Linked DNA regions of Homo sapiens: region 2 is linked to region 1. A link is a contact called in ENCODE POLR2A ChIA-PET data. All regions are on one chromosome and are shown on one strand. Each heading gives the region's core, a stretch centred on a gene start or an enhancer-like site at or near the end of the contact. The rest is flanking DNA. Distances are from core to core; before and after follow the strand shown. Region 1 overlaps MAN1C1 (mannosidase alpha class 1C member 1). Region 2 holds the start of TRNP1 (TMF1 regulated nuclear protein 1).

Region 1 (6,404 bases), core at 2,564-5,063:
GCGCCATGACTATTTATAAATGCCATGGCAACATCAGGAAGTTACCATATATGGTCTAAAAAAGGGAGGAACCCTCAGTTCAGGGAATTGCCCACCCCTTCCCTGGAAAACTCATGAATAATCCATCCCTTGTTTAGCATATGGTCAAGAAATAACTGTAAGTATATTCAGTCAAGCAGCCCAGGCTGCTGTTCTGCCTATGGAGTAGCCATTCTTTATTCCTTTACTTTCTCAATAAACTTACTTTCACTTTATGGACTCGCCCCAAATTCTTTCTTGTGTAAGGTCCAATGAACTTTCTCATGGGATCTGGATTGGGACCCCTTTCTGGGAACAAAAGGAGCAAACAGCTGCTCTCCTACAGCCAGTTCATGACTTCTGACAGGGTCCATCCTGGGGGTCCATCCCAGCCTCCCCCAGATAGGAACAGAAGCCACAATCCTTGCCCCAGGCAGTTCCTCATAGAGTGACTAAACAGAGGCTACAGGCCCTTCCTTTCTACTCCCAATATTTGTTTCCCACGCCTGCATCTTAACTGTTTGCAGCTGTCTTCCATTTGACAATTACAAGCAATGTAAATGCAGATCCAGGTCGGGTTTATCTCTGAAATCTCCAGGGCCTAATCCACTACTTGGATTTCTGTAGCGGTTCAACAGTGGCTCACTGAATGAACAAATGAATGAATGGTAAGTCCTGTCCAGTGGCTGGTTCATTGTACCAGGGACCCTGATGATAAGGAGGAAGAGGCGAAGTTGTTCAAGGTTACAGCAAAGCTCAGAGCAGAACAGAAGCTGACCTTCCCAACCTCAAGGCCTGAAGTAGCCTTTCCCAGTTGGTCTGCACCCTTTAAAAGCCCTCAAATGCATTTTCTCCTCCAGATCAAGTTACTTCAGAGGCAAACCAATTCTCTTGTTAAGTAAAAAGAATGTGAAAAGATTACGTATTGATTGCCTTCCTCCCTGGGTTTTACAGATAAAGCCCCCCTACCTGGGCTCTGCACAGAGCACTGATGGGCCAAGTGGCAGCTTGACGGTAAGTCCAGGGGCCAGCACTTTGAATGGTGTGATTTTAGTGCTTTGGAAATCTCTGCCTCGTGCTGATGGCTTTATACGTTGGCATTTCCGCTCCCTGAGTTTTAAAGAATAAGAAATCTGTGGCTGATCACATATTCAGCAACCAAGTGTACTTATTTGAAGACCCAAATTGCAGAAATAACTCATGTGATTAGTTGAATGAATATGAGTCTGGATCATCAAGCTCAATCTATGGATAAATCGGGAAGAGATAACTGGGCCAAGTGGAGGGCAAGCCCTCCCCATTCTGTCTCTTCTGCTGGACCAAGACATTCCCTGCAAGGCAACTAAGGTGGGAATCCTACAGCCCCTGCTGCTTGGAGATGGTATGCCCTATTCTGCCTGTGTACTGGAACCAGCCACACCCTGTTCCCCATGGCACAGGCAGCTGGAACTCTGATTATCCCCAAAGGACAGAGCCACTGACAAACAGCCAGGCCTAGTAGGGTCATGAGAGGAGGGCTCTGCTCTTACCTCTGGGCCACAAGCCTGTCTTAAGTGCTTGCAGGTGAGTAGTCTGTGCAAAACAGGTGGCCCGCTTCAGGGCCCTGGCCTTAGATTTGCCCAGTCTAGGGGCATTCTCACCAAGTAAATCACCCACATCCCCTGTCTAGCATTGTATCTCACTCAGCATTCTTCTTTTCCCAGAACACTCTCTGCTGAGGACTCAGACTCCCAGGCTGCCCTGCGCATGTCCAACTCTCCCTAGAATGGCCTGCAAGGATTCCCCCCCGCCAGAGTCCAGTCTCTGTAAAGAACCTGGTCTAGGGAGAGCACAGACTCTCCCAGCACAACTTGGCTGAGCCCCGACCAACACGCCCACAACTCCCCTAAGGCAGGTCTCCAGTGGCCACATGTTCCCGTCTCTGGATGGTTCCCTAGAAGGTACCTCCCAGGGACTGAGAATCCAGGAAGGGGTGCTAGATGCACATCTGGGTCATGTGGGACAATGCTTTGTGATCCTTCAGGCATGGCACAAACACTGCCGATTCTTCCTTCCCTGTTCCTGTTATGCAAGTGTGGGTGTGAGAGGACTCCAGGAGACCACAGGGTAAAGAGCTGGAAGAGAGGAAGCAAGGGACAGGCATCCTTATACCATGCAGCAAGGCTAAACAGACCTAACCTTTTGCATCAGAAGCTTCTGGGGTCAGAGAGCTTGGGTTCCAATACTGGCTCTGCAGTTTGCCAGCTGTGTGACCCCAAACAAGGTACCCAACCTCTCCATGACTCAGTTTCCTTATCTGTAAAATGTGGATATTTCTGTATAGAATCATGTGTAAGATTCAATAGATTATTTATTTATTTATTTATCTGACATAGGGTCTTGCTCTGTCACCGAGGCTGGAGTGCAGTGATGCAATCATAGTTCACTGCAGCCTCAAACTCCTGGGCTCAAGTGATCCTTCCACCTTAGCCTCTTGAATACCTAGGACTACTGGCATGTGCCACCATACCCAGCCAATTTTTAAATTTCTTGTAGAGACAGGGTCTCCCTAAGTCGTAGACTTTCCAGGTCTCCTGGCCTCAAATGATCCTCCTGCCTTGGCCTCCTAAAGTGTTGGTATTACAGGCGTGAGCCACCATGCCTGACTGATAATATACTTAAAGCCCTTAGCAGAGTGGCACGTGGTAAATGCTTGAAAATGTTAGCTAGTCCTGTTCTAAAAACTTATCCTAAGACAACACTAAGGCAAATGTGTAAAGATTAGTGACCCAAATTAAGACACTCATCTCACCAGTGCTTAGATTGGCCCAAAATCAGAAATAACCTAAATGTCCAGTAAATGCAATATAATAGACTATATAACAACAGTCCATCCATGTGATAGAATACTGGACAGCCATCGACTATGACACTTCAGGTGTTTACCATCTGACAGCTTCAGAAGATCCCAAAATACTGAAAAGTGAAACTGCAGGTCACAAGACGGCATTTATCAAATGATTCTGTGTATGCAGAAATACATATCTTCTCTTTCCTTTCTTCCTTTTTTTCAAAATACAGATTTATATCTGTTCATCTGTATGGGAACGCATCTGCAGGGATACACGGTAGTGGAACTTCAGCAACTTTTCCTTCTGGTTCTTGTTTGTAATTTCTAATTTCACTATAATGGGCATGTATTAAACTGATCATTTAAAAAAGAGAAAAAAACGGATCGAGTAATTTTAAGGGCAGAAAAGGATTTTCACACTCAGATACTTCCAACATAAATAAAGGGATTTGTTCAAACTTTATCACTCTCCAACTGAGAAGAGGCATGAAGACTGCAGCCTTAACAAGAGGGAAAATCCCACGCATTTTAAGGCTTTGCATTGGAGGAGAGGAGCTTAAAAATGCAAGTGTCTCCAGCTATCCTCCTGCATCCTTCTCCATGGCTCCGTCCCACGGAAACCAACTGGAAAATCAGCAACAAACCAGATAGGAAACATGCCTTCCTCTCAGATAATGCTAAATCAGAGTATCTGGATGACAACAGATTTTTCTTTTTTCTGGCAAAGAGACCCTGCCTGCTGAGATGAGAAAATTTGGGGGCACAAATCAGCTCTCTGTAAGGAGAGACATTTTAACAGGATCAGCCGGAGTTCGGGGAAAACTGCAAAGTCTAAGCATTCTTGGTGTCATAACTTTGTCAGCTGTGTTAAAGTTGACAAGATGCTTACCCAGCACCTCTACACATGTACCAAAGGGAAGTGGTTAAATGTGTAAGCCATAACAGCCATCAGGGATTCTCTAGCAAGCACGTGCTGAGCAGCCAAAGCCACGCTGCCAAGTGATGCCCAGATGTCGCTACTGCTTCCCTCTTATCTCCACATTGGGAGCCACATGGTCCTGCTGTCTGGGATTGGGTCTAAGGATAGGATATGGCTTGGTTCTGTCGGCCGCCCATTCCCAGCATCTGTACTGCAGGCCCCAGGCTGGCTTGGAGGCAGCTCAGAGGCAGCTCCTGCCTTCAGGAAGCCATTTCTATTGCAGAGCTGTTCTCCAAAGACAGAAACACAAGTCCAACTTACCTCACAAAGGCAGCAGCAGGACTGGGGGCAGGAAGGAAGTTTAATAAAGGGGCTGGGTGGCTAGAAAGAGGCTGTTCTCAGCCTCGGGAGAGATTAAAGGAGTGGGCCTGAAACACTGCGGGACTGCTTTCCTGGCTGGTTGCTATTGATCAGGGAGACGAGGAGAGACAGGAGCCGGGATGAAGGGACAGGCAGCCAGAAGCATGTGGCAGGGGCGTCTGTGGGCAGGCTGGATGATGGGATGGGCTTGGGCAACCAGGAACTGGGCAGACAGATCCCGCCAGTGCCCAAGAAGGTGGGCCCTTTGTGACCCAAAAGCTCCTTGGAGGTTTGTCCTACCCAAAGCATCCAAAAGCTTCTGGGTGGCCATGAAGGAAAGCAGGGCTGACATCCATCCACACCTCAGCCCCTTTCAATCACACTTCAGAAGCAGTGAGGAGAATCTCCTGTGATACCTTGAAGGTAGGATTAGCCCCCAGGCATCACATGGCCAGAGGACACCTCATTTTCACAGTTGTTCTCCTCCCATCTGCAGATCCCACTTTCATTTCTTTTTTTTTAGACAGAGTTTCGCTCTTGTTGCCCAGGCTGGAGTGCAATGGCACGATCTCGGCTCACTGCAACCTCCACTTCCTAAGTTCAAGCAATTCTCTTGCCTCAGCCTCCTGAGTAGCTGGGATTACGGACATGCACCACCACACCTGGCTAATTTTGTATTTTTAGTAGAGATGGGGTTTCTCCATGTTGGTCAGGCTGGTCTCGAACTCCCGACCTCAGGTGATCTGCCTGCCTTGGCCTCCCAAAATGCTGGGATTACAGGTGTGAGCCACCGCGCCCAGCCTACAGATCCCACTTTCACCAAACATCAGCTGAATGAAAACTCCTAGATGTGCCGGCTCCACTCACGCCTCAGGGCTGTTCTCCAGCCACCACTGCTTCCTGTGGAACTGGTGACCTGCCACACCTAGTAAAGTGGGACCCCCACCCAGGCAACAGCCTCAGCACCCACAGAGAGGGCAGGAGCTTCCCCTTTGCTAAAACACCACCTGAGCTAATGGGAGTGAGGGAAGGGGACCAATCACTTCAGGATCCTAACCCGGTTAACTGTGGCTCCCAACCTGGGTTGTGCATCAGAACCATCAACAGAGATGCTATTTTTAATGCAGATCCCTGGGCCAGCTCCAGACCCAATGAACCAGAATTTCTGGAGACGGAACATGGAAGTCTACATTTGCAAAAGCCCTGCAGGCAATTCTGATGCTTCCTCCTGGCGAAGAGCAGCACAAATTCATCCAAACTGTTCAATTCACAGAGTCTGAGTCCCAGGGAAGGGTGAGGAAAGTGATTTGTCCAACGCTACATAGGCAGTCACTGGCACGCAAAGATGCCACCCAACTCTCCTGCTTCCCTGGGCAGCTTTGACAATACTAATGGTAAAGATAATGGTAATCATGATGACAGCCACTGCTATTTATTGGTACTACTTTAAGCCCTTCACAGTGTATTAACTAATTGGATTTTCACAACTACCCTATGAGGTAGGTACTATAATTCCTATTTTTCCAGAAGAAATTGAGGCACAGAAAGGTGAATTCACTTGCCCCAGGTCACACAGCCAGAAAATGGTGAACCAGGCCCCCTGGTGCCAAAGCCTGTGCTTCTGTTTAACTGCTTCAAATCCCTGGGATCCTCCCTCCAGGGTTTTGCTTCCTCCCCATTTCAGTGAGTTGAGCTGTAGACTCTGGTATGTTTTGGGGGGATGGGCCCTGAGGAGCTGCCTGGCTTTGCTCCTTGGAGGAGAAGGAAGAGCTGCAGCCCCGACCCTCAGAGCCTGGGAGAGCCCAGGGAGCGTGCCTCTCCACTGACTGTGGGACCCACTTTTGTACTTACATCTGGATCTGGGCGAGTTTCATGTCCTGGGAATTCAAGGCCCTTCGGATGAAGCCACACTGCCAGGGGCGATGTGGGCCCTGCTGTCAGCTCTGGCTAAGAATGAGAAGCGGCTTGCCCTGGTCCATCTGGGTGCTCAAGTTCTTTCTAAGCAGCCCCACGGGGACATCCTCTTAGGCCGGCGATCGTCATGCATTAGCCTCCTCTCGGGTGTTTGGGATTTTATCCTTCTTGGTTTGGGGGATGTAACTAACTAATTTGGCTTTACTTTTATTTACTTATTTATTTTTTGAGACAGCATCTAGCTCTGTCACCCAGGCTGGAGTGCCGCGGTGAGATCTAGGCTCACTGCAACCTCTGCCTCTCAGGTTCAAGCGATTCTCCTGCCTCAGCCTCCAAAGTAGCTGGGATTACAGGTGTGCACCA
Region 2 (5,912 bases), core at 2,127-4,626, 1.3 Mb before region 1:
ACCGCACCCAGCCTGAATAAAGCCAGACGGGTGAGCTTCTAGAGGGGGCCCTGGAGGGTCAGGCAGGTGTGGGAGGTGCCTTTTGTTAGTTGGCTATGTGGTAATGGACATAGCACTAACTAGGAGCTGGGGTTCAAGTCTACATGTGTGTGCCCTGGCCAGGAAGCTTGATGAGGAGCAGTGGGACATCTGGAAGTGGAGGGAGGGGGCAGAGCTGCCTGTGACACCAGGACCAATCTCCATTTACTACCCTCTACTTCACACACACACACACACTAGCCAGTGTCGTCTCTAATTCTCTACTCACCCACCCCACCCCCAAATCGGGACAAGCTGATTACAAATAAATCCTGGAGAAAGCCAAAACTGTGATGGCACCGAGCACTTTACACCATTAGCTAAAAGCTTCTCCGGACCAAGTGCCCCCTCCCATGCAACCCAGAAAACAAATGGTCCTGGCTGCAGCCCAGCACCAAGGCCTGAGCTCAGCTCTTTCCAAGATGTCCTGTCCTCTCTAAGCCTCTAGACCCCAAATGACCCAAGTGGCTTTGGAAGGTGTTCCCTGTTTGGAAAGACCAGAGGATGGCATTGCCCCCTTCATTACTTCCCTGGGGTTCCCTAACTTTGTCAGAGGCTCTGAGACTCCCTCCTGAACCTCCCTTCCCCAGCTAAGAAAGGGTTCAGGAAAGCCTTGCTGTTAGCCGAGAAACCAGCCAAAAAGTTTGGTATCCAGGGAGAAGGGCTGATGAGGGAGGATCCCATAAGGGCCCCAAGCCTCAGCCTATCAGAGCAGTGCACCTGACCCTCCCAGATTCCTGTGGAAGGAAGCATCCTCCCCACTTCACCCCATTCCCAAGCCCTGACTCAAGGAGGGACTGAGGAAAGAGGCCCAGAGAGGGGGCAGAGTTGTTCTAAGTCACAGAGCAGACAGGATCCAGAGGACAACTCTCCCTAGCCCCTGCCCAGGGTACTGTGGGAGGTGCACACACAGGCCAGGGACCTTGATTCTTCCCTCACTGGCATGTGACCTTGAGAAATCCCCTCTCCACCCTGCAAAAGTAGGACTTTAAATTAGCTCATGGCTCTATCAGCAAAAGCAGTGCCTGTTTCCAGGTGTGAGTTAAAATAATACATTATCAGCCAGGTGCAGTGGCTCACACCTGTAATCCCAACACTTTGGGAGGCCGAAGCGGACAGATCACCGGAGGTCGGGAGTTCAAGAACAGCCTGACCAACATGGAGAAACCCGGTCTCTACCAAAAATACAAAATGAGATGGGCATAGTGGCACATGCCTGTAATCCCAGCTACTTGGGAGGCTGAGGCAGGAGAATCGCTTGAATCCGGGAGGTGGAGGTTGCAGTGAGCCAAGATCGCACCATTGCACTTCAGCCTGGGCAACAAGAGCGAAACACTGTCTCAAAACAAACAACAACAACAAAAAAATTATCTTTCCATGATTTAGTGAGGAAGAAGAAGGACCTCTGCCCTGGGTTAACGTCACCACAGCCCCTCTGGGAGGTTAAGAGATCCACTTCGCAGACTGATAAGTGAGAGTGAAATTAACTCAGCTGGTGAGCAGCAATGTGGTAGCCAGGTCATTCACAGTGGGGACAGAGGAATGGGAGACTGAAGGGCATCTGGACAGGAAGAGAAGCAGATCTCACCTCAGATCTGGCTCTTTAAGGCCCCCCTTTCTGGAAGCTGATACCACACCTGCCCCCTTGGGGCCTGTTAAAGGGTATCACCTGGTTCCAACCTGGCCGAGCCATCTTAGTAACAGGTTGGGAGTTAAGCCTCTAGGTTCTGCTATGTAAGGATCCCTGGGTGAGCAGGTGCCAGACATCCTGTCCTGGTTATGTGAGTCAGGCTGTAATTTTTGCGAACCTGCATGACGGCATAAGAAAAGCTGTCTCCTAGAAGAAGAAGGGCCTAAGTATGAAGAGAACAAATCCTAAACCTCTCTGGGATTCCGTCTCCCCAAAGGTGAAACAGGCCTAGAGGGGGAATTCAGTGGTACAGCCCTGTGCCAGCCTCCACCCCATCCTGGGGCCTCATTATTCTGTCCTCCCGAAGGCACGGAGCTGGGCGGCGCCAGGAAGCAGCATCCTCAAGGGCAAGACTGCTCACAGCTCCGAGGGGCCCGGGAAAGGCCACGCAAGTGGGGGTGAGGATGGGGGGTGCTGCATCCGTGCGGCAGGTTCCAAGTGGTAAAAGTTTGCCGCCAACCCGTTCCTGGGATCTGAGCCCCCTCAAGAGTCCAACTCTTATAATGGAGACTTGATGCTACCACCTCTCACTCTCCAGATGGTCGGGAGAGGCGGCAACAGAAAGTGGCAGCTTTACTAGGGACCCAGCAGACGCCAGAAGCTCCAGGGAAGGGAGTTCCCGGGCCCTGGACCAGCCCCCCACACGCCATGACCGACCCTCGAACGCACCAGCCGCTAAGACCGCACCTCAGCCTCCTCTACTGGGCCCCTGGCCCCCAACTGCCTCTTCCTGCGGATCCGTAGTCCTTCCAGCCGGCGTCCGCGATCAGTCGGTCGGTCGGCACCTCGGCGAAGCTTGTCGGGGTGGCCAGGGGTCCGGGCGTGGAGGTCAGCGCTGCGGGGAGGCGGGGCCGCGGGGCGGGCTGCGGCGGAAGGGCGAGTCGGGCTCGGGGCCGTGGCCGCGCCGCAGTCGCCCGGCACCCCAGGGCACGCAGCCGCCCAGGCCCAGCGCCGAGGCCAGCAGCGCGGGGGGTCGGCCGCGGCGGCCGCGGCGCGGGCCCTTCTTGAGGCGCGACCCGTGAGCCGCCAGGTAGAGCTCGGCCTGCGCCACGCCGCCGCTCAGGCGGCTCAGGCTCTCCGCGCGGTGCGCCAGGCGCAGCTCGGCCGCCAAGAAAACGCGGTGCAGCTGCAGCACGCGGCTCTCCAGCTCCGACACCAGGCGCCGGCGGCCCTCCACCTCCAGCAGCCGCCGCCGTGCTTCGGCCAGCTCCAGCGCGCGGCCCCCCGCCCCCGCAGCCGCGCCAGAGCCCCCTCCGGGGCCGGCGAGCCCCGCGATCCCGCTAGCGCCCTGGCGCCAGCGCTGCAGCTCCTGGTCCTCGGCCGCGCCTGCTGAAGCCCCAGCTGCGTCCGGCAGCGGCGGGGACTGACCCGGGGTCGGGGTAGGAGTCAAGGTCGGAGTTGGGGGCGGGGGCTGAGAGGACGGCATGGGATCCCAGGGCGGCGGCGGCGACCTCTGCTCTGCCGTCCCCTCCTGGGCCCCCGGGCCGCAGGCGCTGATGCGGCAGCCCGGCATCCCCCGCCCCCCACCGGCGGTCTGCGGCTGTAGGTGCGCAGGGAGGATGACCACAGCACACCCGAACAGCTAGACACGGCCACAGCCCCCACCCCAGAGGCGCGCCCGCCGTCCGCGCATCTTATAGAACACGGGGCGGAGCGACGGGCGGCACAGCCAATCAGAGACAGGCACGCCCTGAATCCGCCCCGCCCCCCCCCCCCCCCCCCGCGCTCTGCACATTCAGGGCATTCCCCAAACCCTTCAGGTCCTGCCCTTCGCCGGATTCTGCTCCGCTAGGGCATCCGGTCCCCTTTCGCCTCTCCCCAAATTTTGGGTGCAAAGGGAGCCTCATCTTCCCTGGTTTGGCCCCTCAGAGTCATAAGCTCTGGTAGCTGGTGTTTAGAAATTCACGGAATCCGGTCTCCATCCGGGGGAGGGTCTTGCCTAAGGCCTCTGTGCGAAGAGAGCCTGGGCTAGAACGCAGGAGGCTTGACTCCTTGTGCCGTGCTCCTCCCACACCTCATGCTGCCCTTGGCCGAATCAGTTCTGCCCGGTCTCTCCTGGGCCATAGGGCTCTCAAGGACCCCCTTTCCCACCTCACTAGGGCAGTGGAAGGGTTAACGCAGAGGGGCGACTGCCGTCCTGGTGGGACGGGGATCTAGCTGGACTGATTCCACGATAGGTAGAGCGCTTTATTCGCAGAACAAATACCTCAGCGCTGCCGCTGAGCCTGCAAACCTTGGTGGCATCACAGAGGAGCCCCGGACCCCACGGTGTGCAAAGTTCTTTCCCTGCCCCGGCTCGTGTTTACTCCTCCCAGCCGGTGTTCCTACACATTTTAAAGAGGGGGAAACTGGCCGGGCGCGGTGGCTCACGCCTGTAATCCCAGCACTTTGGGAGGTCAAGGCGGTCGGATCACCTGAGGCCAGGAGTTCAAGACCAGCCTGAGCAACATGGCGAAACCCCATCTTTACTAAAAATAGAAAAAAATTAGCCGGTCGTCGTGGTAGGCGCCTGTAATCCCAACTACTCGGTAGGCTGAGGCAGGAGAATCGCTTGAACCTGGGAGGCGGAGGCTACAGTGAGCCAAGATCGCGCCATTGAACTCCAGCCTGGGCGACAGAGCAAGACTCCGTCTCAAAAAAAAAAAAAAAAAAAAGCCGGGGGCGGGAAGGGGGAAGGGGGGTGTGCGGGGGCGGGGAACTGACTGGCGGGGCGCGGTGGCTCCGCCACCACTTTGCGAGCCCGAGGTGGGTGGATCACCTAAGGTCAGGAGTTCTAGACCAGCCTGGCCAACATGGTGAAACCCCTGTCTCTACTGAAAATACAAAAAAATTAGCCAGGTGTGGTGGCGCACCTCTGTAGTTCCAGCTACTCAGCAGGCTGAGGGAGGAGAATCGCTTGAATTCGGGAGGCAGAGGTTGCAGTGAGCAGAGATTGTGCCACTGTACTCCAGCCTGGGCGACAGAGCAAGACTCAGTCTCAAAAAATAAATAAAAATAAAAAATAAAGAAGGGGAAACTGAGACCCTGAAGGGCAGTAGTGCTTTGCCCAATGTCTTATTGACGACTGGTGGCTGAATCCAGATTTTTGAATCTGGACAGAAATGCACGAGCTCAGCCATTCATGCCCTCTGGGGGCTCAGATACCTGGGTCTAGTCCTCTTGGTGGAGGGACGTTCTTTATGTGGGACTTTATCTGACACTTCTCATCTGGCCCTGACAAAATGATAGAATGGAACCCTGCCCACTTTTCCCCCAACAGAAATGACCCTGCCATACCAAACACTGGCTCAGACACCATGGGCCTGCCTCAGTTTCCATCTACTTGAAGGTGGCATCAGAGATGGGAGGTCTCTGTGGTGGGTGGGGGCAAGGGCCAGGGGTCCAGAAACCAGCTCTGAACCCGATTGGGAAGGACTGCAGCAGACCCTGGGCTCAGGAGGACCTGCGGAAGGTATGGCCAGTGTGACTGCTGAAGCCTGAAGAGGAGGCAGATGGCGTGCTTGCATGATGTGCAGGATGATGATAGAGCCTCATCCTCCCCCCATGAACACATGTTCTCTAACTGCTTTCAGGTGTCTTAGAGTGAGTGAGACTGAGTGATGGGGACTCGTGGGCGAGACAGTTGGGCTCCAAAGAGGCAGCTCAGAAGCGGCTGGGAGAGGAAGGCGGGTGGGTGAGAGGCGCCAGGCTCAGTGAAGAGGAAGGGTGGAGGGGTTGGGGGAGGGAGGAGGTCAGAAGCAGGGTGCCCAGTGACCAGGGGTGGTGGAGACTCAGTGAGGGGAAGGGGAGGGCTTGGGAGGATGACTCAGTCAGAGGGGAAGAAGAGCTGTTCAGTGACTGTGCTGGGGCTCAGTAGGGGGAAGGGGCTGAGTGTGTGCAAAGGTGCTGGCGGAGGCTCGCCATGGGGGAAGGGAGGTTCAGTGAGGGGCATGGGAACTCAGAGAGTTGGAGGGGCTCAGTGAAGATGAGGGAGGCTCAGGAGCTACCAGGTTGCCCCCAGCAAGGAGGCTTGCCCTGCTGAATGATGGTGTCCCTTTGAACAGTCTCTTTTGTGTCATGCAATCATAGGTCTTTCTCAGGGCAGAAGCCCCTCATTGCCATGGTGGTGGGGAGATGGACAGGTGTTTTGCCTTCATGAGGCAGA

The links. ChIA-PET counts read pairs that join two places held with the same protein, here RNA polymerase II (POLR2A).
Region 2: POLR2A ChIA-PET joins it to region 1 with 10 read pairs in BJ. The contact joins the promoter of TRNP1 here to the enhancer-like site in region 1. POLR2A ChIA-PET finds 5 or more read pairs at or near these places in 2 of 52 experiments (BJ and H1).

Annotation. Positions count from the first base shown.
Region 1 is chr1:25,701,925-25,708,328 of GRCh38, reverse strand. The region is part of intron 2 of MAN1C1 (mannosidase alpha class 1C member 1); the gene reads right to left. Among named protein-coding and RNA genes, the nearest start is that of MAN1C1, 88 kb to the right of the region's middle. RefSeq lists enhancers at 1-731, 732-1,707, 1,708-2,683, 3,809-4,309, 4,310-4,810. Within about 2 kb of position 3,813, at least 7 of the 41 ENCODE cell types and tissues checked have a DNase peak (open chromatin) inside an H3K27ac peak, as active enhancers do.
Region 2 is chr1:26,991,156-26,997,067 of GRCh38, reverse strand. TRNP1 (TMF1 regulated nuclear protein 1) reads right to left here and starts at 3,376. Exons shown (of 2, transcript NM_001013642.3): 1 at 2,456-3,376. The coding sequence starts at 3,281. The coding sequence ends at 2,598. RefSeq lists silencers at 3,044-3,103, 3,134-3,463 and enhancers at 2,879-3,379, 3,604-3,763, 3,517-4,016, 4,017-4,518.